3 separate regions of the Homo sapiens genome follow, and regions 1 and 2 are each linked to region 3. A link is a loop called in an ENCODE intact Hi-C map of the cell type or tissue named here. Cell type or tissue: CD4-positive, alpha-beta T cell. All regions are shown on one strand. Region 1 holds the start of SNORA75B (small nucleolar RNA, H/ACA box 75B). Region 2 has its middle 18 kb from the start of LDB2. Region 3 overlaps PROM1 (prominin 1).

What was found. Hi-C counts contacts between places; a loop is a spot of excess contacts. Peaks named below come from ENCODE experiments on the same cell type or tissue, not always from the same donor. Only the 100,000 strongest peaks of a DNase experiment are listed, where the experiment ranks them.
Region 1: a loop joins it to region 3, with 4 times the contacts of the local background. A loop is called at or near these places in 4 of 110 quality-filtered maps.
Region 2: a loop joins it to region 3, with 15 times the contacts of the local background. A loop is called at or near these places in 4 of 110 quality-filtered maps.

The regions. Positions count from the first base shown.
Region 1 is chr4:17,319,848-17,327,847 of GRCh38, reverse strand. It overlaps SNORA75B (small nucleolar RNA, H/ACA box 75B), which reads left to right and starts at 6,966; the gene lies at 6,966-7,102. In CD4-positive, alpha-beta T cell, CTCF peaks have their summits at 3,072 and 3,272 (motif pointing right); a DNase peak (open chromatin) is centred at 3,277.
Region 2 is chr4:16,912,669-16,920,668 of GRCh38, reverse strand. No RefSeq gene overlaps it. Among named protein-coding and RNA genes, the nearest start is that of LDB2, 18 kb to the right of the region's middle. RefSeq lists an enhancer at 1,444-2,261 and a silencer at 3,812-3,891. In CD4-positive, alpha-beta T cell, CTCF peaks have their summits at 3,523 and 3,727 (motif pointing right); a DNase peak (open chromatin) is centred at 3,768.
Region 3 is chr4:16,021,430-16,029,429 of GRCh38, reverse strand. It overlaps PROM1 (prominin 1), which reads left to right. Exons shown (of 28, transcript NM_006017.3): 6 at 4,118-4,238; 7 at 5,072-5,135; 8 at 6,015-6,104. Among named protein-coding and RNA genes, the nearest start is that of PROM1, 59 kb to the left of the region's middle. In CD4-positive, alpha-beta T cell, CTCF peaks have their summits at 2,847 and 3,046 (motif pointing left); a DNase peak (open chromatin) is centred at 3,069; H3K27me3 peaks cover 190 bases.

The DNA.
Region 1 (8,000 bases), 1.3 Mb before region 3:
TCTCCTAACCAACATCACTGGACAGGGAGTGGAGGGAATGTTATGAGGAGAACGGGAGCCAGCTGGCCACAGCTCATGTGCGTATGTCTGTGTTTAGAAGCCTCCTGCAACTCTCTTCTTGAGAGGTCTTGGCATCTTCTAGCATTCACCACTGGTGCACGAGACCTGAAGAAGTTGAGCTTTTCTAAACATCTTGGCATCAAGGTACCTCCTGGACGTTCCCTCGTGGTTTTACTGTCGCAGATCTGAAGAATAACTGTCTCAGGCAGCCACTGAGTCACTCTGAGAACAGCACTTAGCAGAGTTGATATTCTCCTCATTTGCATGATTATTTATTATTTTTTGCCCATGCCAGAATGCCAGTTCTCAGAGGGTGGTGGCCTTGTCTCATGTATTCTTCCAGAAGAGGTCCTGGCACATGGTGGACGCTCAATCAATATTAGTTGAATGAATTATGAATTCCATAGACCCTGCCTTTCAACCAAGAGGAGAAGAAAAATCTTGCAAGACGTTTGAGAGATGTGAATTTTTCATGGGGTTGCTTTATTTAAGGGTAAATAATTCAGAAGAGGTACCAGCCTCCTGACAAATGTGACTCTGGAAGGTCCCTTGGAGGGTCGCATCATTGGCTGTCATGAATGTGGATCTCTGGGATCCACAAGCAGAAAGGAGAAGCAGAGATGAGGTGGGCGGAGCAGGAGGCGTGGAGATGGAGCACGATGGGGACAGGGAGGAGGTAGGGAGATGTAGATTGAGAAAATGTGTCAGCCTCCTGGGCTACAGAGTTCATATCTTTAAAAAGTTAATATCTTCAAAGTTAATAAAATATTTTTTAAAGAGACCACCCCAACTTATTTTATTTTCAGATTATACATTAATGCAAACTCATCATAAAAGTAAAGCAGAATTCAAGTACAGAAGAAAATCAGCATGAATCTCACCACTCTGTCAGTTCACTTTGTGAACATTTTGCTAAGTTTCTTCTTCTTTTTTTTTTTCCCTCTACACACTCATACTTCTCTTGTTTTGGTTTGAAATATTTGATTACATAATGTGTACCAGTTTTGCACCTTGCTATTTTCACTAAATGCCATTAAAAGTTCTTTTTTTGTCCACTTAGTATTATCAAAAATGCTTTAAAACATCATTTTTAATGGCTACGTAATGTTCCATTTTATGGCTACATCATAAACCCTGTTGCACAGTTTGTTTTCAGGTTTTCTTTTTTTATATAATTATAGGTGAGTTAGTGACAAACATCTTTGTGAATGAATTACTGCCCTCGCTGTTTGATTATTTCATTCAGGTGAGTTGGAGAAGTGAAATTACAGGGCCCGAGCATAGGAATTTTTTTACAGACCTTGAAGGATGGTGCTGGATTGCTTTTCAGAGTCTTTGTACCAATTTACATGGAGTATTTCTATTTTGGGGACCTCCTCCTGGAACAGGGAAAGATTTTCTAGCTCTAGAGAGAGAATGACCTGTAGTAAGATTTGGATCAGAATTTCACGCTTTGTAAATCATTGATTTTAGATTTCTCCCACTTTCTGTATTTATTTACCTTCTATTCTCTTGCAGTAATTTTAGAAATGGCATTGGGAAAATTCCAGACTGTTTCCATGGTACTCAGAGCAGACAGCAAAGGGAGGTTTGGTCCATGCTTTGGATAGAGCTGCCAAGAATGGGGGACCGTGTCCTGTAGTGGGGTGGGGCGGGGAAGGGGTCCAACCTATGATGGCAAAAGGAGACCAAATGAGATGCTTCGTGGGAAAGGTGACACATGGGGTTGTAGTGATGGTGATGAGGAGTGGAGATTTGAGCTGATCCTAAATTTTGGAGGTTCTCATTTTGGTTTTAACAAAAGTAGGGTTTCTTGATAGCAGGCTGGACTGGATCAGTGATTTTCAAATTTTCCTTCCTCCTCCTGGAACTTTTGGATTCTATGGTGGTGCTTGAGTTAAGTAAATGATTTTAAGGTCATCTGCACCTAATTTAAAACTGTGTTAGTAGTGGTAATAAATATCAACACATACACATATAAATGTATATAGAATGTCATATTTTAACACCACGTGGACCTGAAGGTAGACACGTACTAACTGGTTTTAGAGCAGACTTTGAATGAAGCATCTCTCTCTTGAATTGAGGAGGGCTCTGAGGCTGGAAGGGCAGTGTGATTTGAACAGCTGCAGCAGCAGCAACATTGTCCATCAAACCAAGATAGACTTCTATCTTGGGGAAAGTGAATCAGAAACTCTATGTTACAGAGTAAACAAAACAGAATATACAGCCCGGATGCTCAAGCAGATCGAAAACTGCAAATGCCCTGTTTAACTCTCAGCTTTAATCTGGTCACAACAGCACCCATGTTCTCTTTGCTAGACTTTATTATATATATGCAGATAGATACCAATCATTTTTGACTGTTATATGTACAGCGGGTCCATTTTCATTTGAAAGAGAGTTCCTCTGAGGACCCTTTCTAACACTAACATTTTCTGATCAACAGGCCGACTTTATCATCCCATTTGATGGATGGATAAGTTGAGGCATTAAGTAAAGTCCTGCAGAGAGCTAGCTTTGCAGTTTAGTCTCTGTCAGATTTTGAGCAAGTTAGTTTAGTTCCCTGAGCCTCAGTGTTCTCATTTCTAAAATGGGAATAATAGTGTCCACTCTGCAGTGCCATTATGAGGGTGGAAATGAAACCCAATCTTTTCCTTTGCTCAGTGGCTAGGCTTTGGGAATGAGCATCTAATTCACATTTGCCAAATGCCGACTCCTCCCTCTTGTCCATGCTGGCCTCATTCTTGCCGTGACTCTATTTAATGTACTCTGGTAAGTTTTAGGCGTAGAAGAGGAAAGAAATATATGTATTGCCTACATACCTATTGGAACTTGGGATCCTTTAAAACATGCAGTCTTATTACAGTGATTCTTCTGTAATAGCAGTATTTATTTTCTGGTCTGGGGAACAAAAGCCTTCTTTTCCTTTCTTCGATTAAGAAATTAAAATCCAGTAGCATAGAATCTCTTAGAATCATTTCTTGTATTGCTTCCTAACTTGACCTTAACATTCTGTGTGACCTTTCGAGGCCCTTTTTACCTCTCTCAACCTCTGCTTCCTGTAAAATGAGGTGGTTGGGTCAGGTGACATTAACGGTCCTTACAGCTTTTCAGTTTTTAAATTCTACGAAGACTTAGGAGTAAAACCTTGAAGCGTTAAGTTTCTTTTCTGCGGGGGGGGAGAAAAATTACTGTTCTTTTAAATTGGCCACGTGGGGTCGCTAGTGATCTAAGAGACTGGTTCGCGAAGGTGGTACTGTAAATGTGTGGTGCTTCAGCGAACAGATTCTGGGGGTGGTTTATGAAATTTTCTTTTTGTCTCTCCCTTCAGCTCCAAAATTCACTCGAAGACTTGATCACATCATTAGTGTTGAGAGAATCATAAGCAGCTGCCAGAGATTGTGTTCAGAGCCAGACCGTGGTATCTCATGCCCACCTCAAAAGAAAAGAAAAAGGAAAAAATCATGGTAATCCTGGGGTGCAACTGGCTCTCCTTTTAGACTCTAACTCAAGCTGCTACATAATGTGGTCTTGCAATTCCTTGGCTTGAGAAGTAGGTCCTGCAAAGTTAAACTGGATGGCATAAAACATGCCTTAGTGATGGAGTCAACCTTTGTCTGGAAGAATCTGGAGTTACCAAAGGCAGAAGCATGGCAAAATTCTCACTGAAGAGCTGATGAGTGTCTCTCTTGGCAATTTTCCTGGTGGGCTTTGCTGATGGTTGAGGTGGGGTGGGGTGGGTGGCAGCAAGCTTGAATGACTGTAGAAATCAGGGAGGGTTCATTAAACAAAAAGTAAATAAAATAAAACAAAAATCTGGAAAGCTCATGTATCTTCCCACACCAGGGACAGGGTACCCACAGCATGCTCGGCACAGACCAGACCCTTTATGGAAAGTCAGCTGAACCTTGCCCTCGGCGTGCAAGGAAAAAAAATGTCTTTTCTGCCAGAAGTGTTGTATAAACATCCTTTTCCTACGATCCTGGATCCTGATCCTCTAGCTCCAGGACCCAGAGGAGCGTGGGGAAAGTATCTTAATGTAGACAGATTTCGAACTCCTGCTGTCCCTTTTCAGATCGTAAATTACCGTTAATGCTGTTTATACTCTTCCCCCTTCCTCTCTTAATAGTTTTAGAAACAGTAATTGACAACAAAATAGAGCCGCAAAGGGTGTAAGGGAGCCCTGCTTGGCTGGCTGAGAAGCAGCCAACTAAGTATCTGTTCATCATGTACGTCTCTGCAACAGAAGTAAAAGATTTACCCACACAGGTGCCCTTCCTTGCTTTCCTTTCGTCATTTTGCTGTGATGGAGCAGGGTACATCTCAATTTCAATTAACTGGAAAGAGAAAAGTTGCGTGTGTTTGCGTGCTTTTTGTCCACCCTGCTCCCTGTACGGGAGGCTGTACAAAGCTGGTGTGGGCTATGGAGCCTGGGGAGGAAGCTGCTCAGAAGTGGATCCCAGGATCTCTGTGGTTCTCTCTGCCCGGGTGTTGTCTTGTTTTGGGGTGCACGGTCCTCGGAAGCAGTTTCCTAAGACAATTCCAGCATGAGGAATATGCCCAGGCTTGAAGTTGGTGAGAGCTGGATTTAAATCCTAGATCAACCCACTTATTTAGCTGTCAACTTAACCTCTTAGAGTCTCAGTGTTCTCCTCTGTAAAATGGGGATAATACAGGTTGAATACCCCTCATCCAAAAATCCAAAACCCGAAATGCTTCAAAATGCAAAACTTTTGGATTTCACATCCAAACTTTTGCCATTGAATGCTGACACAATGTTCAAAGGAAATACCCATTGGAACATTTCAGATTTTGGATTCTCGGAGTAAAGATGCTGAACGCATAAGTATAATGCAAGTATTCCAAAATTAGAAAAAATATCTGAATTCCAAAATACTTCTGGTCCCAAGCATTTTGGATAAGGGATACTCAACCTGTAACAATATTCCCCTAAGGGAGTGGTTTGGAAGATTAAATAAAGCTGTGTTTGTAGAAAAAGTGACTGAGGCCTAGCAAGACATCCATGAATGCCTTTTCTTTTTTCAAAACCTCTTGACTTGTGCTGTCCAAGGTGGTAGTCACATGGGGCTATTGAGCACTTGAAGTCTGGCTACTTGAAACTGACAAGTTCTGTAAGTAGAGAATACACACCAGATATCAAAGACTTAGTAGAGAAAGAAAATAATGCAAAACATCTCATTAATAATGTTTTATACTGATTACATACTGAAATTTTAATACATTGCAAATATTGGATAAAATATATTCTAAAAGTTAATTTTACCTTTTTTAACTTTAAAAAATGTGGCCACTAGAAAATTCAGAATTGGATATGTAGCTTGTATTTGTGGCTCACATTATGTTTCTCTTGGGCTGTGCTTCTGTAGTTTCTCTTTTACTCACCTTCTATTCAAATTCTTTCCTTCTCTTAAGGCCTAGCTCAAGCTTTGCTGTCTTTTTGGGTCCTTTGGGTCAATCTCTCCCTTCCCTAAAATCTCCTAGGGGTTTTGTCATGGAGAGACAGTCACATAATGTGTATTTGTGGGCTGAATTTAAGCAGGAAAAACATATAAAGTGTTTAGCCCAGTGTCTGGCACATCACAAACAAAATAGTATGATTCATTTTTTTTTTTTTTGAGATTACCATTGGAGTCTGGCTACCTAGTTCAGAGCCGGTTTTTTTGCTGCCTTGCATCCTTCTCATGTGTTTAGTCTCTCTTCCTTGTGTGTTTAGTCTTGTTGAATATGCCTGTGAGGACAGAGAACCCGTCTATTTTTCCTGGGTTTGTTCTTAACCCACGAGGCAGCTCTAGCACAATGGATTCTCCCCTATGATTATTCACGGACAAAGCCAGCGCCTGTTGACTAAGCTGTCATCTTGGAGTCATTTGCCATTCTTTCCATTCTTTCCTTCATTCCACAGGTATTTGTTCTTCTTGGGATGCTTTTTCACCACTCTTTTCTTCATTGAGCTAACTCTTTTGCATCCTGAAAACAGTAATCGAGGTCAACATGTATAGCACTCACTATATATTCACCCTATTCTAAGTAGTTTATGTATATGAATAAAGTTCATCCTCACAACTGCCCTGTAGGGCGAGTATTGTCATTTAACTCATCCTTCAGATGAGGAACCTGAAACACAGAAATTAAGTAACTCATCCAAGGCCACACAGCTAGTGAGAGGTGGGGGCTGGATTCAAATCCAGTACTACAGTCCCAGAAACCATAGTACTCTGAATCACCAGGCTCGAAGTCATCGTCACCAGAAGCCCTTCTGGAACACTGCTCCTAAATTTTCAACATACCACTTGGCCCTTCCATCACACCCAGCCCCATGTGAGTATCTGTCATAGGCCTTATCCCATATGATTACAATCCCTGGTTTCCTCTTCAGTTCCCCTCATTGCCCTGTGATCTCCCTGAGGATCTCAGTGAATCCCGGTGAAAGAAGGAACATGGCTTTAGGCTGCAGGGGACAGATTCTCCCAGAATCCAAAGACATGAGACTTAAAGAAGGTCTTCCTCTTTCATGTCATCAAACTGTTCATTTTTTTCCATACCTCTTTTAGCAATCTGTAACCGTCTTGTTTGTTTTCATTTACTTGATTTAAAAATAAAATAAAATAAAAAAAAACTTTTCCTTCCCCCAAGAATGAAGGCAGAGAATTTATCTGTCTTGTTTGCTGCTTTACTTCAGTGCCCGGCACAGAATGTATATTCAGTAAATATGTGTCAGGTGAGTAAATGAATGAATGAATTTATTGTGTTTCTGTTATGGGCCAGGTACTGTGTAGACACCATGGTTCTTGCCTTCACAAGGTTAACAAGTTTATGGAGGGTGATGGGGAAGATGGCAAGAGGCAGTAACTATATAGAAATGGAGAAAGAACAGGGAGCTTGGCTTCTCATTGAGCTCCTTTCTGTCCATTGATGGCAGTTGATGGATTTGCATGAGAAGAAGAGAGAATTCACAGAACTAGCGTTATTTTACTTTCTGTCTTTACAGAGGTATATTTGGCTGTTTTGTGAGACATTCTGGGAAGAAAAAACAAACAAACAAAAGAACAGGGAGTTTGGAGAACCAAAAAGAAGAAGGATTTAGCATTGGGTGAGGGGAAGTCCAGAAAGGGTTTCTGCAGAAAGTGACAACTAAGAGACCTGAAACATAGTTGGGAGATGACCAAGCAGAAGACAAAGGAAAGAGCTGAGTAAGGAAGGAGAAGAGAGATGTTTCAGATAGAGGGAAGGAGAGGTAGGAAAGGCCTGGCAATCTGGTTATTTTCAGGCCTCTTGGGTGCAAATGGTAGAAGGGAGGAGCTTCATGAATTTTGAGCACCTTGATGTCCAAGCCATGGCAGAATTGGACTTCCCTTCATGTATTCCTTTTTCCACCCCCCACCAGCTGTCTTTGTTGCCTTCATTGTTCCCAAAGCCTCCTTTTCATCCTTGTTTATTCCTGGCTGGAATAGGTTCAGTGGAACCATATTCCTCCGACAGTTTGCATTGCTTCACTTGCTCAGGAGCCGGTAGCACTGCCAGCTGCCTCTGGGACCGGAATTTCTTACATTTATCTCATGAGCTATACTTTTCTGTCTATTTTTGCATGTTATCCTTTGATCCTCGCAGCAACTGTGTGAGTTCTCTCAATTCTTAGCCTAAACCTAAAACGTGTCTATTCTCAGCCTCTTACTCCCATTCCACTGCGATTCTCTTAAGTGTACTACTCTTCCTTCCTCTTCCCTACACAGATGCTTGAATCTGCCAAGAAATTTGCTTCCCTTTCTCTCTCTATGTATATCATTTAAGAACCCCTAAGCCAAAAACACACCATCTGATGAATACTTAGAGAGGCCAGTAGGGTACAGTATTTATACTCAGATCTATACTTTTGATCTGTTCTGGGAGGTCAAAGATATTTGGTCTTAGATTTCATA
Region 2 (8,000 bases), 890 kb before region 3:
AGCTATTTTTCCTCATTACAGAAGATTGGATGGCACATAGCATATGCTCAAAGATGTTCGATATTATGATAAGATGACAAAAGGAACATAAGCCTGATGAAAATCATGAATCCTAAATTAAAATCAGTACATGTGGTCTGGCAACAGGATACGATATTTGAAACTGGGACTATCCCAGAAACCCCCAGATGTACAGTTATGGCTCCTATAGACTCCCTAATGTTTAATTGAAGTTAACCATTTGTCCACATGAAAAGAGAGGAGGAAAGAAATGAACTAACCCTGAGAGTATTTACTATGTGTGAAGCTATATCCTAAGGGCTTTTCTCCCTTGATCTTATTTAATCCAAACTAAGAACCCTTAAGAGTAGTTATTAGTTATTATCACTAGATTCAGGTGAAGAAACTAAAGCTTAGCATAGTTCAAGTAACTTTTTAAAAGTAATTGTCAAATTCATGAGATAAGAAAGTGACAGAAAGGAAACCAAAAAGAAACTGGGACTGTTGGTTACAGAACCTACTTTTAACTACTACACAAGGAATCTTTTCTTTTCTGAGTTTATTAGGGGTAGTATACCTTAGTAGCAAAAAGTTAAAAAAATAAAAATAAGACAAAAAGAAATGAAAATAGTATGAAATTTCACCTTTTGAGAAAATGTTTCAAATGCCTTCTTCCAGGACATTTCTTGTCTAAATTCATTCATATAAATATGCACATATAAATGTTTATGTGTGTGTGTGTATATATATATATATATATATATACACACACACATATATATTTTAGCAAAGATGGGCAAAAAAGCTATAAATACACGTAGAATTTTGTTAACTTTTTAAAAAAATTGTAGAATTTTCAAGTTTTCAAGATTCTGCTTTTTAAATTTTAATAACACAATTTCCCTTCTTGCTCAGAAGGAAAACTTGATCACCTTTTTTGTGGACTCTGATGGCTGGCTTTGATTCCTCTGCCATGCCACTGCTTCTTAAGAGGTTGTACACCCCAGGCGCAGTGGCTCACGCCTGTAATCCCAGTACTTTGGGAGACTGAGGCGGGAGGATCACGAGGTCAGGAGTTCGAGACAGCCTGGCCAACATGGTGAAACCCCGTCTCTACTAAAGACAGAAAAAAAAAATTAGCCAGGTGTGGTGGAGTGCGCCTGTAATCCCAGAAATACGGGAAGCTGAGGCCGGAGAACCGAGAACCGCTTGAACCTGGGAGGCAGAGGTTGCAGTGAGCCGAGATTGCACCATTGCCCTCCAGCCTGGGCTACAGGGCAAGACTCATCTCAAAAAAAGAAAAAAAAAAAAAAGAGGTTGTATATATTTTATACGTAAGAGTGGGCGAAAAAAGGGTTGCGGAAGGATAAAGGAAACAGTCCCTGGCAAATGTAGGTAGTCAATAAATGTTTGCTAACTGAATTAAAGAATGCATGCTAAGTTCGATCTTCTTATATTTAAATGCAATTATTTCATCTTTGTAGCAAGTAATAAAGGATTGCAAGTTTCTGGGGGTGGGGCCACTTTCACTCCTGTCCCCGTGAAGAGACCACCTAACAGGCTTTGTATGAGCAACAAGGCTGTTTATTTCATCTGGGTGCAGGCGGGCTGAGTCCGAAAAGAGAGTCAGCAAAGGGAGATGAGGTGGGGCCATATTATAGGATTTGGGTAGGTAAAGGAAAATTACAGTCAAAGGGGGTTCTCTGGCGGGCAGGGGCAAGGTGGGGAGGGGGTGTCACAAGTTGCTCAGCGGGGGAGCTTTTAAGCCAGGATGAGCCAGGAGAAGGAATTTCACAAGGTAATGTCATCAGTTAAGGCAGGAACAGGCCATTTTCACTTCTTTTGTCATTCTTCAGTTACTTCAGGCCATCTGGATGTGTACTTGCAGGTCACAGGGGATGTGATGGCTTAGCTTGGGCTCAGAGGCCTGACAGCCACTACTAAGAAATGATTGTAATTATATTATTGCCTCCACTGGCTCCACTATTGAAAGTGAAATGATGAAGGAGTTCAACAGCTCACGTATGAGGAAGTATATTTTAGGGGCCTTTTTGTGCTTCCTTTCCTCCCCACCTCTTACTCAGCTAATGATCTAATGGTAGGAAAGCAGGCAAAGGCCATAAGCAGGCAAGTTCAGAATAGAAAAATATACAGATGAATGATTGTCATGAAAATACTTAATCTCACTTATAGTCAAAGAAATGTCAGTTATTACAAAATACATAACTGTGAAATTATTGTATATGTGCATTATACATTTTGGTGGACACTGACAAATTGTCTTCCAAAAGGACAGGACCCATTCACACTCTTCCCCAGTGATTACTATGGCCATTCCTCTACTTCTCTGACAGACGTGAATTTTTTCTGTTATTAATCTAACAGAAACCAGCATTTTATGTTGATTTTCATTTTCTTGATTATAAGTGAGGTTGAATGTCTTTCCATATTCTCAGTGGTGATTTGTACTGTGTGAATTGTTGGTTTATATCTAATGTTCATTTTCTATAGGATTGTTTTCATTTTCCTATTGAGATATACATTTTAAAAAAATTAAGGCTATTAATCTTTATTCATTTATTTTGCAAATATTGCCACCAAATGTTTTATTTATCTCTTAACTTGGCTCACTGTGTTATACAAACGATAATTTCATTGCCATAATTATCAATTCTTTCTCCATTGACTTCCAGGTCTTATGCTTGACTTTGGAATATATTTCCCATAGAGATTTTTTTCCCATTGCAATATTATCAGAATATCCTTCTTTGGCTGGGCGCGGTGGCTCCCGCTTGTAATCCCAGCACTTTGGGAGGCCGAGGCGGGTGGATCACGAGGTCAGGAGATCGAGACCACGGTGAAACCCCATCTCTACTAACAATATAAAAAATTAGCCGGGCGAGGTGGCTGGCGCCTGTAATCCCAGCTACTCGGAGAGGCTGAGGCAGGAGAATGGCGTGAACCCGGGAGGCGGAGCTTGCAGTGAGCTGAGATCGCGCCACTGCACTCCAGCACTCCAGCCTGGGTGACAGAGCGAGACTCTGTCTCAAAAAAAAAAAAAAAAAAAGAATATCCTTCTTTAAATATCCTCCCCGCCTTTTTTTTTTTTTTTTTTTTTTTTTGACAGAGTTTCCTTCTTATTGTCCAGGCTGGAGTGCAATGGTGTGATCTTGGCTCACTGCAACCTCTGCCTCCCAGATTCAAGCGATTCTCCTGCCTCAGCCTCCCAGGAAGATGGGATTTCAGGCGTGCACTACCACCCTCGGCTAATTTTGTATTTTTAGTAGAGACAGAGTTTCACCACGTTGGTGAATTCCATGAAGAACTAATAAAATATGGCTGTGCAATGAAGAAAGTGGGTTTCTGTAGATTGGGTCATTAGGGAAGACTCCGATGAAGAGGTGGTGTTTAAGCTGAAACCTGAATAATGATCAGAAGGTAGGCTTAGAGTCTGGGCAAAAGAGAATCCCAGAGAGTAAAAAGCAAGTACAAAGACCTTAAAGGGAATTCTAGTTTGGCGTATTTGAAGTCAGAAGGAAGGCGGTAGAACTGGGAAGAGGAAAGACATGGACGTGCTCAGAGATGTACACAGGGTCCAATAGTGAGTGGCCTCACAGAGACTGGTAGATAGCTAGGGTTTATTCTAAGTGATAAGGAGACATTGGAGAACTTTAAACAAGGACACCCTGTGGTGTGATTTAGAATTTACATTCGTATGCTTGCCCTCCCTGAGGCTGCCACTAGAGGGAGACAGGAGGCGCTGAGGCAGTCACAACGCAAGCTCCCCAGGTACCGCCCCTGCTCAAGGGAAATCACCGTGCATTCAGGCCATTACCTGCTATAAGGGCAGGGAATGTACAGGAGGGAAACCGGCTGTTCTGACTGGGGAAAGAGGGCCGGAACTTTGTGTCGTTTTTAAAAAGGCGGGTTATCAATGGATCTGCTCATGTCATCTCTTTGATTTTGTTTGTTTTCATTGTTTGATTCTAAATAAGCAATCATACTCCAGATATGAGGGTCGGCGTGCCACTTTCTGTTGTCCATATACTGACCACACCAATCTGTAGGGCCATTGTCCCCTCCCCATTGAGTGATGATCTAGTTCCCAAAGCAGGATTCTCCGGACCAATCTCACAGCCCCCTCCCCAAAACCCACAGCCTGAATCTTGGGAAATTGTTCAATTTCACCATAACCTTAAGCAGAGTCCTATAAATAACTAAAATGTATGGCTCAAATTCTTCTGCAGTAAACACACTGGAAAGAAAAATGTGCAGTCAAACCAAGTTCCAGTAGATGAGGAGCTTATTTTTTAAACTAGGGAAACTAACACATTGAAATTCACATAAAGCAAAATAATTGGGATTGTGCCTTAGAGTTTAGCATAGCAGGGGTTGAAGGAAACAAGCTGGTATGAAGACCTCAGCAGCAAAAGAGAAACGTCTTCAACATTTTAGGCTCAGAAGAATATCTTCCTCACAAGGGAATGTGGTGTAAGATCTGGGTCACTGACCATGTTGACTACTGAAGCTTGACACATTGTGGAATTCTAAGACAACCGTGTTGCCATTTACATGGTGAATAAAAGGGATTCCAAAATTTTTAACTTGTTTGAGGAAACACACTGCTGTAATAAATACTCCAAAGGCAAAATTAATGTCATTCAGCGACTGAGAGAGCGGTGGTAACCCACTTACTCCCTGAACTAGAAAAGTAAATGACAACCGCAAGTTTTATCTTTAAATAAAGCAAATATAAATGAGTATTTTTCTGTTAAACATCACTCGAAATGTTTGTGCCAAACATAAAAAATAAGTGTGTGTATAGGATTTATACACACACTTATCTTTTATGGCACCATGTTGTGTGACTTAGAATTTACATTTGCGTAAATTTTGGACTTAAAGAAAAGTTGCAAAAATAGTACAGAGAGTTGCTGTATGCTCTTCACCAAGCTTCACCTAATGTTAACATCTTACACAGTCATGATACGTGATTTAGTTAATGCTCACCATTTATTCTATACAAGCCTTCAGTGACTGGATAATGCCCACCCACATTGGGAAAGGCCATCTGCGCTACTCAGTCCACTAACTCGAATGCTAATCTCTTCCAGAAACACTCTCACCAACACACCCAGAAATAATGCTTAATCAGATACATGGGCATTCCATGGCCGTCAAGTTGACATAGAATTAACAATCGCAAGTCCACCCCTTGTCAACTTGGCACCCACACACATCCTCTTAAATCATACTTATTCTCCAAATAAACAGAATTAAAAGGTCAAAATTCCACCAAATGTTATACAACTATCATGTGTAAAACCAGAAATGCACTAACCCCTTCCACAGAGGAGGAAATAAAGTCCTTGAGTGATGTTAACTCTTCTGCTTGATATTTTATGACTTATAAATTATGATGTAGTTAATAATATTAAATACTATATTATAAAGTCAACACATCTTATAATATGTGATAAGAAAATAAGAAAGGGAAGAAAACAACGTTTGCTTAATGCACACATACACACACACAGACATACTCGTAACAAAATAAGGAAGAAATACTCATGACAATGACAGCCTTCATTTCTGTAACTGGTCACATGGCTGTAGCCAGTGTTTATAATGACCTTTTTCCACTACCCATTCTGTATTCCTCTTGCCTTCAGCAAACACCTCAGCTGGCTGTGGTTCTTTACCTGTTGGGGTGGCCCAAACTTTCATTTATGAAGGTCCTGAGCTATTTGTAGTCCTTCCTGGATTGGGTCACTCTTCATGGACATTAATCACAGGGCATGGTGACACTAAGAGACATGCTAAGGAATCTCCTACATTCCATACATCCATAGTGGAGTAGCAGTTCAGTTTCCCCTTGGAAGTCAGGATCACTCACTCCAGGCAGTACAAAAACTCCTTTCTTTGCCTGTTGATTGATTTGGAGTCCTGAGGAGCCCTAAATGGCTGGAAGTCTTAACTTCCAGTTCAAAAGAATCATTTTTGTGTCTCCTGATGGAAGAACTTCTCCCTTTGGAACTAAGACCTCTAGGCCAGCAGAGAAGAGGTTGCAGGAACAGGAAGCAAAAATTTTGCTAGTGGGTCCCTAAAGGTAATAGTGAATGGTGACACTCTCATTTCTACCCTTTGATTCCTGGACCCATGAATCCTGGCTATAGGAGGAACAGTACTATATACTGGATGCTGACTGAGAGACTTACATAGTCTTTTAGAAAGCCTTGCCCCAGCCCTGCCTGGTACTGCCACCTAGCTGACATTGTTACTGAGTTTTCAACAGGCCATTTCACTGATCTATCAGTGCAGCTGCTAGAGGATGGTGGGGAACATGGTAAGACCAGTGAATTCCATGAACATGCACCCAGTACCACACTTTCTTCTGAAGTGAGTTCCTTGATCAGAAGAAATACTCTATAGAATGCCATGACGATGGATAAGGCATTCTGTAAGTCCATGGATGGTAATTTTGGCAGCAGCATTGCAGCAGAAAAGACATATTCATCTCCAGAGTAAGCATCTATTCCATTAAGAATGAAACACTGCCCCTTCCATGGTGGAAATTGTCCAATGTAATCAACCTGCCACAAGGTGATAAGCTGATCACCTCAAGGAATGGTGCCATATTGAGGACTCAGTGTTGGTCTCTACTGCTGGCAGATTGGGCTCCCAGCAGAGGCCATAATCAGATTGGCCTTGGTGAGTGGAAGTCCATGTTGCTGAGTCCATGCATAGCCTCCATCCCTGACACCATGGTCACTTTGTACATGAGCCTATTGGGTGAAGATAGGGTTGCCTGGGAAGAGAGGCTGACTGGTACTCACAGACTGGATCACCCTATCTACTTGATTATTAAAACCCTCATCTGCTGGGGTCACCCTTTGATGAGCATTCACGTGGAACTAACATATCTGCATGTTTTATGCCCACTCAAAGAGGTCTATCCACATATCTCTTTCCCAGATTTCCTTGTCACCAGTTTTCCAACCACGATCTCTTTAAGTCCCCGATCATCCAGCCAAACCAATAGATGCAGCCCATGAAGTGTATATAATCGCATATCTGGCTGTTACTTCTTCCTGGCAAAAAAAAAAAACCCAGATGCATTGCTTAAAATTCTGCCCACTGGAAGGATTTCCATCTACCACTGTCCTTCAGGATGCCCCAGGAAAGAGCTGTGGTGCTGCAGCTGTCCACATTCAGTGGTGCCTGCACATGATGCAGAACCATCGGTAAACCTGTTCCAAGCCTTCTCTTTCTCTGTCAACTGATTGTAGGGGACCCCCCATGAGGTCATAAGTCCAAAATGGAAAAGAGAAAGCAGTGTAGCAGAACTGGCGACCATGGCATTTGGGACACTTCATGTAAATTACTTGTGCCTTCACGACCTGCTCAGACCCCATCATGTATACACCATTTCCATTGGATAATGGAGTGTTGCTGTGCACGCCTCCATTTATAGCTTGATAGGCCAGCTAACACTCAATTCCTTGTGGTCAACTCAGGTCCCATGGTGACTTGCTGGCTCATGGTTCAGTCTCTACTAAGGCCTGGTAGCAGGCCAAGGGCTATTTCTCAAAACAAGTGTAGTTAACCACAGTGGATGGCAGGTCTTGCTTCAAAATCCCGAGGGCCTGTGCTGTGATCCACCTAATGGGCCTGCTAAAGCTCCAGACAGCATTCCTTGCCCATCTGCCACGGAGACACCAAGCACTATTGAATCTGCTGGATCGTATGGTCCAAGTGGCAGAGCAGGTTGCACAGCAGCCAAGACCTGCTGCAGAGACTTCTCTTGTTCTGTGCCCCTCAAATTAGCAGCTTTTTGGTTCACCCAGTAAATGAGTTGGACTAATGCACCCAAATGAGAAATATACTGCCTCCAAACTCCATAGAGGCCTATCAGGCATTGTGTCTCCTTTTCACTTGCAGGTGTGGGGCCAGATGCATCAAAGCGTTCTCTGCCTTAGAAGGGAAATCTCCATGTAGCC
Region 3 (8,000 bases):
TTCTCCTTTCTTTCTTTTTGCTTGTCACCGCTGCATTTCTCATAAAGGTTATGGAAGGAAAAAAAAAAACCATGACTTGACTTCCTTTGTATGTTTCTAAGTTTCTGAGTATGATAAGCCAGTCTTGCTAATAATTCCCATGGTGAATTGAATTCCAGTCATTTTCAGGAAGCTGGCTATTTTCAAAGTTCATTTTATACTAGGACGTGATTGCCAATTCCTGAATGGGAGGCTACAAGGTTGTGGAAAAAAGATTGAGCTAGATGTAGCAGTCCTGAAAATCATGAAACTTTCTTCATGTGAATGAGGTCTGGTTACTTACAGTTTAAATGTAATTTTTCTGTTTTTTAATAAGAGAGCTGTTATAGACTGAAAGCATTTGTTTGGCTTTCTTTGGCTAATTTTATTAAATCAGTAGAAATTGGTAAGAGCAATACAGTTACAAGTTTTAAAGTAAAGGTTTAAAAGTAAGGTTTAGCCTTACTCTGTAAAAAGCTTGTAAGTGTATATGTGAGAAAATTGTTTTTTCCATAATAAAATATGGAAGATGTAAGGCCATAAAAATAAAAATTCCTATCTTCTGCTAAAAATTCTAAGAGATTTTGTTGTACTGCTTAAAAGCATATGTTTTAGATTGTTTAAAGGCATTTATGTCAAATGCCAGAGAACTGATATTCACTGAAATATGATTTCCTTTTTGTGTTAGGTAAATGTCTCTTGGTATCATTGTATTCTAATAATTGACTGGAGGTTGTTCAAATAAAAATATTTATTCACATACCTTTTTTTTGCTAAAAAATACACTGAACAACAGGGAGTGTCTAAATCAATACCTCAAAGCATAATTTCTTTGTTCTTTATTTGTGTTTGAATAGAAGGTTTAAATTTGAGATTGCACATGGAGACCATCAGTTGGTCTGCATAGTATTTAAATTTTTTTTGTTAGTTGCTAATATTTAAAAATTGGGATATTTCACATAAGAATCCAGATTCCCAGATTTTTGTGGATAATGGGAAGATACGGTAATATTTATCTGCCATCATGGTGGTGCTTTTGAGACCTGCAGATTTAGCTGCTCCTCCAGCCCATTTTTGATCTCCCAGCTCCCATGACCCCCTGCTACCCAATTTTTCTTTAATGCTTTCTGCCTGCTTACACAGGCATTAGAATTTAAATACAAAATTTACTTTGTGCATTAGTTTGAAAATCAGCTTTGAAAATCACTAACTTCTACTCTATAATTATACTTAGTAGAGATTTTTTTTCTTTTTCTCTTTAATAATGGGGTCTTGCTATATTGCCCATGCTGGACTTGGAACTCCTGGGCTCAAGTGATTATCCCATGTCGGTGTCCCAAGTAGCTAGGATTACAGGCGTGTGCCACCACACCCAGCTTAGTACAGTTTTTTTAAAAAATTATCAATGCTTTAATTTTAATTAGATCTATTATCGATTAGTAGAAATGTAGGTCTAAAATATGTAGCATTGAAATCGAGTGTTGTAGTGAAATGTATTGCAATTCATTTCACTGACTGATGATCTTGTGAGTAAGGACATTTATTCAATAAAGGCACAAAGACAGTTTCTGACTCACACTTAGACATACGGCCAGTCTTCTAAATAGCCCAAATGAAACCAAAGCTTGACCCCTAAACTCACCTTCCTGGAGCACCCGGTGTAGACAAGACTGCATTATACAAAGTTAACAAAGAAGTAGTTTCCACCTCTTTTTAGGAAAATTAAACATAGATAAGAATAAAGACACATTAGAGTCTGAAGTGAGACATATCCCATCAGAATTAAAGGGAGCCTCTGGGAGTTCAAGGCAAGGAGGTTCTTCTCCCTCTTGGGGATGGGTGGAGGGGTCAGTGAGGGTCAAGTGAAAGTGGACTTGGACTGGTGCTTTTCTCCCAAGTTCACTTTGACTTCTTGTATCTGGAATCTGACGAGTGAATAAAATAATCTGGGCATGCTGGGAAGAGAGAGCAAGAGTCCCCATTGTGAACATCAGGTATGTTCAGGTGGTGAGCCTGACTTGTCATGGTCTAGCATGTTTTGAATTTGGCATGGCAGCAAGCTCCAGGTGCATTGCTGACTCAACTTTTGTGTGTGTGTGTGTGTGTGTGTGTGTTTCTTCTTCACAAAACTCCAAAATCATTATTTTGAGTCATTTGACCTCTTTGGCATGAGTGCCTGATTTCATAACTCTTATTGCTGTAGTGCATTGACTCCCAAAATACCAATGCAAATTTAGGACAAATTATAAGGCGGTCATTCCAAATGGGACAGAATATTGTTAATATTTATTTTATAAGATTACCATCAGAATTAACCCAAACTTAAAAATCTTAGAGAACGTGTACATCCAGTACTACTCTCCTTTACAGCTTGAGAAGCACTTATCTAATCTAAGTTAGACTGGATCTAATTTATCTAATTACACCTAAAGATCTAAACTGATCTTTTCAGTTTGGAGGTACCAACTGGAGTCCACAGAAAGAAAGTGATTTTCTTTGGCTTGTACAGTACGGTGGTGGCAGGACAGGACCCAGAACCCAAATCTTGTGCCCCTAGTCTAGTATTCAGTACACTGCAACTTGTTGACCATAGGAAATATCCCTCAACGTTATATTACATAAACTTTTTTGGAGCATTTTGGGAAACCTAATAGACCTATGTTATACTGCAAAGGAAAAGTATGTTTTGAAACCAGTAATGAACCAATGCTCCTTGGAATGTATTTATACTATAAGTGGGGTGAATAACTGTCCCCATTTACCCAGGATGGAGAAATGGGACATGGGATTTTAGGTACAAAAAATGGGATGTTTAGTCATCCTACCCGTAATTATATGCACGATAAAGCCTCAAGACATTGCTTTTGCTGAAGAGGCAATGTATTGATTTTCTGCATCTGATATGTTTTTAAAGTTTGCCTATTATTTGCAAAACTTTAGTTCTAAAACCATATCTACATCTTCCACTGGATGATTACAAACTAACAAGTTTTTTACTTGCTTCTGCAGGTAAAAATAGTTCGGCTATGTTTATGTAGTTCCTTACTGCCATCTAGTGGCCAAATTCAACAGAACCTTGGCAATTAGCACCTTCTAATGGAACGTTTTTTGCCACAAAAACAGGCCAATTGGTCAAATTATTTTAAGTCAAAGGATTATTAGTAACTAGTCAACAGTAAGAGCCCTTAAAAATTATTACATTAGACATTTTAGATGGCTTGAAAAAAGACGTTTTGGTTTTTTCACATAGAGAAGGCTTTCCTGTAAGATGCCTTTCATATGGCGTTTTTGCAGCTTTTTTTGAAGTATATTTCACATGGAGGAAAGTGTCCTTTTCACAAGTACATATGCGTAAGTGTCCATGAAGTGAATCCACCCACGAACAGAGTACTCTGCCATTCTACCCCTGCTCTGGGCATAACCACTGACTTCCAGCACCACCGTTTCACTTGTTTTTGCACTTTCTGTAGATGAAATAAAACATAGGTGCTCTGTTGTATGTGGCTTCTCACATACCATTTTAATGCTAAAGTAACTCATGTTACTTTCCAACCTGGACAATACAGGCACTAACAGACAATTAGAGAAACCAAAAGCCTTAGAAGCCCAAGTACTCTTAACCATTTTGATGTTTTTTTCTATAGCCTTCTTTGGGGGGTCAGGGAGCAGAAGTGTGTGTGTGTGTGTGTGTGCGTGTGTGTGTGTTCACACACATGCATATGTTCACACAGGAGGGTGTGTACACACATTCACATGAGGACAGGAATGGGACTGGATCATGCATGCTGCCTTATAACCTTTTTGCACCTATTTCCTCCACAATTTGTTGTGAACATTGTTCCATTGACGAGAGTCATTTTGAACAGAATGGAAATTTGCCTCCTCTGAGAGGACTGAGTCCTGTTTTGTAGCCCCTACGTGGGTGGTGGTTTGACTGTGGGATGGCGGTGGGAAGGATGTGGGAGGAGAGGGCAGCGGGAGAGGAAAGGCCAGTCCTTCTGCGGGCTCCTCCCTGACTCCTGCTCTGCTGCCTGGACCTGGACAAAGAACCATGGACCACACAGTAAATGCTCTTTCTTCTCTCTGCCTTTTCCTGCAGCATTGGCATCTTCTATGGTTTTGTGGCAAATCACCAGGTAAGAACCCGGATCAAAAGGAGTCGGAAACTGGCAGATAGCAATTTCAAGGACTTGCGAACTCTCTTGAATGAAACTCCAGAGGTAAAAACCATCATCTCTATGTACCGCGATGCTTTATATTTTTGGTTTTTTGGAGTTCCTGTGTATATTTGGAATCTCAATCAAACCTTCTAGAAACACAGTGAATCAGCGTAGACTGGTGTTATCTGTTAATGTCCTGGATGAATAAATAAAGCCCTGGAAAGTGATTTTCAAGAGTACAAAAGCCGAATTTCAGAATTGGTGTTTTTATTTTATTGAGATATAACTTAACATTACAGTACATATTATAGAAGGACTTAACACTTTTAAGGTTCTTATGATTTTTTAAAAAAATGAAAGTTTTTGGGCCTTATTATCCTTTCTTTTTGGCAGTATAGTTAACTTTCCATCACTTGTACAAAGTTACTCTTGTAATGAAACCATCCAGCTTTATAAACATCCATTTGCTAATGTCTGCATAGATATATCGAATTCCTTGGGAAGGACACACAAGCAGTCTCTATCACACACACACACATACACACACACACGTACACATACTCACGGACACACAAATTGTCTTTAGAGAAGGGCAATGGGATGGTTGAAGGTTGGGGATGGGAGAGGAAGTACCCTTTCTTCTGTATTCCAGAAGTATGTTGATGAATTACCTATTCAGAACATCGTTTTAAAAAGTGTCTGGGCAGGAAGCAGCCTAAATGTGTGATGCTCATGGGTTCCAACTTGTCAGAAAGCAGAAAGGTTTCTAGGAACTTGCTGGTTACCTGAAAATGTCCTGATTCAGGAAAACTTTTGTATATTAAATCTCTTTTTGCCCTCTTATTGCCTTTGGACCTTAGAAGGGGAGGTTTCACAGAATGTTCTTTTTTCAGCAAATCAAATATATATTGGCCCAGTACAACACTACCAAGGACAAGGCGTTCACAGATCTGAACAGTGAGTAAAATTTAAAGTTGCTTCACATTTTTTTTCTTTGTTTTGACTCATCTCCCATAAAACATGGACTAAGAAATGACGTACGTGAAAGTTGGGGGAAGACAGAAAGATGATTCCCTAGCCTTATTGCCAATGTGTCATTTGTTACTCAGCGATTAGAATCTAGCCCTCATCGAAGGCATCTGTTTCACAGGCAGCAGGACCTTTTGTTTTTTCATTTTACACTTACTGGAAAGCTTTAGCATTCTTGCAGTCACAAGCTCTCATTCTCCATTTCCTTCGTGAGGGAAAGATTGTTTTCCTGCCAGGTGCCCTGCACAGACGCAGCCAGCTCCTCAGAGAAACCGGTGGCTTCAGAAATGGCTGGATGGAGAGGGCTCAACCCTGCATGCCACGGTTTAGCTTAGTGCTTCTCAACTGGGGGTTGATGTTTGGCACATTTGGTGACATCTGGAGACATTTTGGGTTGTCACAATGAGGTGAAGGTGGGGTGGGGACAGTGCTACCAACATCTAGCGTGTCAAAGCCAGGGATGTCTCTAAGCATCCCGTAATGCTCACAACAGCCCCCACCAGAGTGCAGTCCAGGTGCGAACTCTGGTCTAGCCGAAGAGGTTAGATACACAGAGAGTTACACACAGGTCAAGATGATAACACCATGCTCCTGGTGAGTCTGTAGTGATTAATTTTTCACTGGGGAACAGTTGGTGCGGAGACCCTGAAGAGAAATCTCCATACACGAGTTTAACCCCTAGACAGGGTCCAGGATGCAAATGGGTTTTGCAGCAGGAGGGGCTTGAGGCAGTGTGGAGAGAATGAGGGAGGGGTGGAGAGATGAGCAGAGGCCACCCTCACCATCTTTGTGCTTATTTGCATGTAGGTATCAATTCAGTGCTAGGAGGCGGAATTCTTGACCGACTGAGACCCAACATCATCCCTGTTCTTGATGAGATTAAGTCCATGGCAACAGGTAAGCAGTGGGCAAAAATGACCAAAGAAAGTTCCATCCAGGAGTCCCTGGGCTTGGCAGGCTTGCTCACTCTTTTCTTGTTCCCTGAGAGCTGGCTTGGGGAGAGCCACCGTCCGTGGCCATGCAGACAGTTCAGGTCAAGACACTGTGTTGCAATAGCTTGGTGGTGCTCTTTATTAAAGCTTGTGCCAAAGCTGTTGCCATTTCAGATGATAGGGCGGAATTTGTTAGGGGCCCACCACCTGTTTTTTAAACACAGTTTTATCGGAACACAGCCATACGCATTTGTTTAGATATCATCTGTGGCCGTTTTCGTGCTATGATGGCAGAGTTGAGTCGTTGGAAGAGACATAGTGTAACCCACAAAACCTAAAATATTTACCGTCTATCTGGCCTTTTATAGAAAAATTTGTTGACCCTGATACAGAAGACGAGGAACCTATAGACATTTAGGTCAATCAGAGGGAAATTGATTCCTTTTTCCTTCCTGAAAGAGAAACTTAGAAGCAAGAAATATACATATATATCTTAAGCCTCCATGGTCAATGGTATAAGTGACAGATATACTGATTTTAATAAACTGCATGCTCCACTGTAATGAAAAAAGACCTCCTAGGCCCTTCCTAATGTTGAGAAAAATGTCCTTGCTAGGTACTTGATAGAGAGGACAATTACATCTATGTAAAACACTCATTTTGCCAATATGAATTTTACTTTCATGAGCTAGCATCCCTGAGAACATAGTCCATAAAGAAGAGAATTGCGTGGAAATTGGAAAATTATTCCAGTTCCTTTTGGCATGCCTTATAGTTCAACAACTGAGACAAATGTGCAGAAACTGGAGGACGTGCAGAACAGGCCAGGAGTTGTTAAGATGAGTCCTAACTAATTGAAAGGCCTTTCCTTCCCTTTCTCCTTGACCCTGCAAAGGGTCCAGCCAACAACAACATTCTCGACATCGACAATAACATCACGAACAACATCCTCTGTTGTTGATGGCTTAGATTTCTCTAGACATCTGTTCTCTTCATTACCAACCATTTTCTTTCCAGGCAAGGAAACGGAGGCCCAGAGAAGGGATATGACCTCAGAGACCATTGCCTCCTGCCTTCCTGTCCTGGCTTTTTCCACGTGGCTTCTCCATTCCTTCTTTCTTTCCTTCCTCCCTCCCTCCCTCCCTTTCTTTCTTTCCCTCCTTCCCTTCTTCCCTCCTTCCCTCCTTCCTTCCTTTCTCCTTCCCTCTCTCCCCTACTCCTTTCTTCCTTGCACACCTGGCCCCTGTCCATCATTCCAGTCTCATTTCCTGTCTGGGACACTCATCTCTGATGTCCCTTCCTCTTCTTGTAAGAACATCAGTTCTGTTGGATTAGGGACCCACCCTTATGACCTTATTTAACGTTAGTTACCTCCCTAAACTTCACATCAGTGGTTAGGGCTTCAACATACGAATCTGGGGGAGACATACTTCAGTCCATAGCAATTGGGTAGCTGGGGGAAGTGGTGGAGTTGGGATTCAGACCCCGTTCTAGCAAGAGCCCGTGTTACCTGGACCACCCTAGATGGGACTTAGTACCTTGAAGAGTGTTAAGATGGCGGGTGTTGTGGTGACATCCACAAGGAGGCAACACATGCACCTCTGGAGGGAGAATTGGAAATCTGGGATTCCAGTGCTCACATGGCCCCAGATGATGCCAGGCAACACTGCAGCCTGGATCCCTCGTGCGTCAGTGCGTTTGCAATATTGAACAAGATCTTTTTGTTTTCCAAAAGCTTCAAAGTATTTTATGTCTATAACATATTAACTGGGTTGTAACTCTGGGAGTCATTCCAGGCCCACCAAGCTCACATATATTATGTGACTGCAATGTTGAAGAGATCACATATATTATGTTCGCA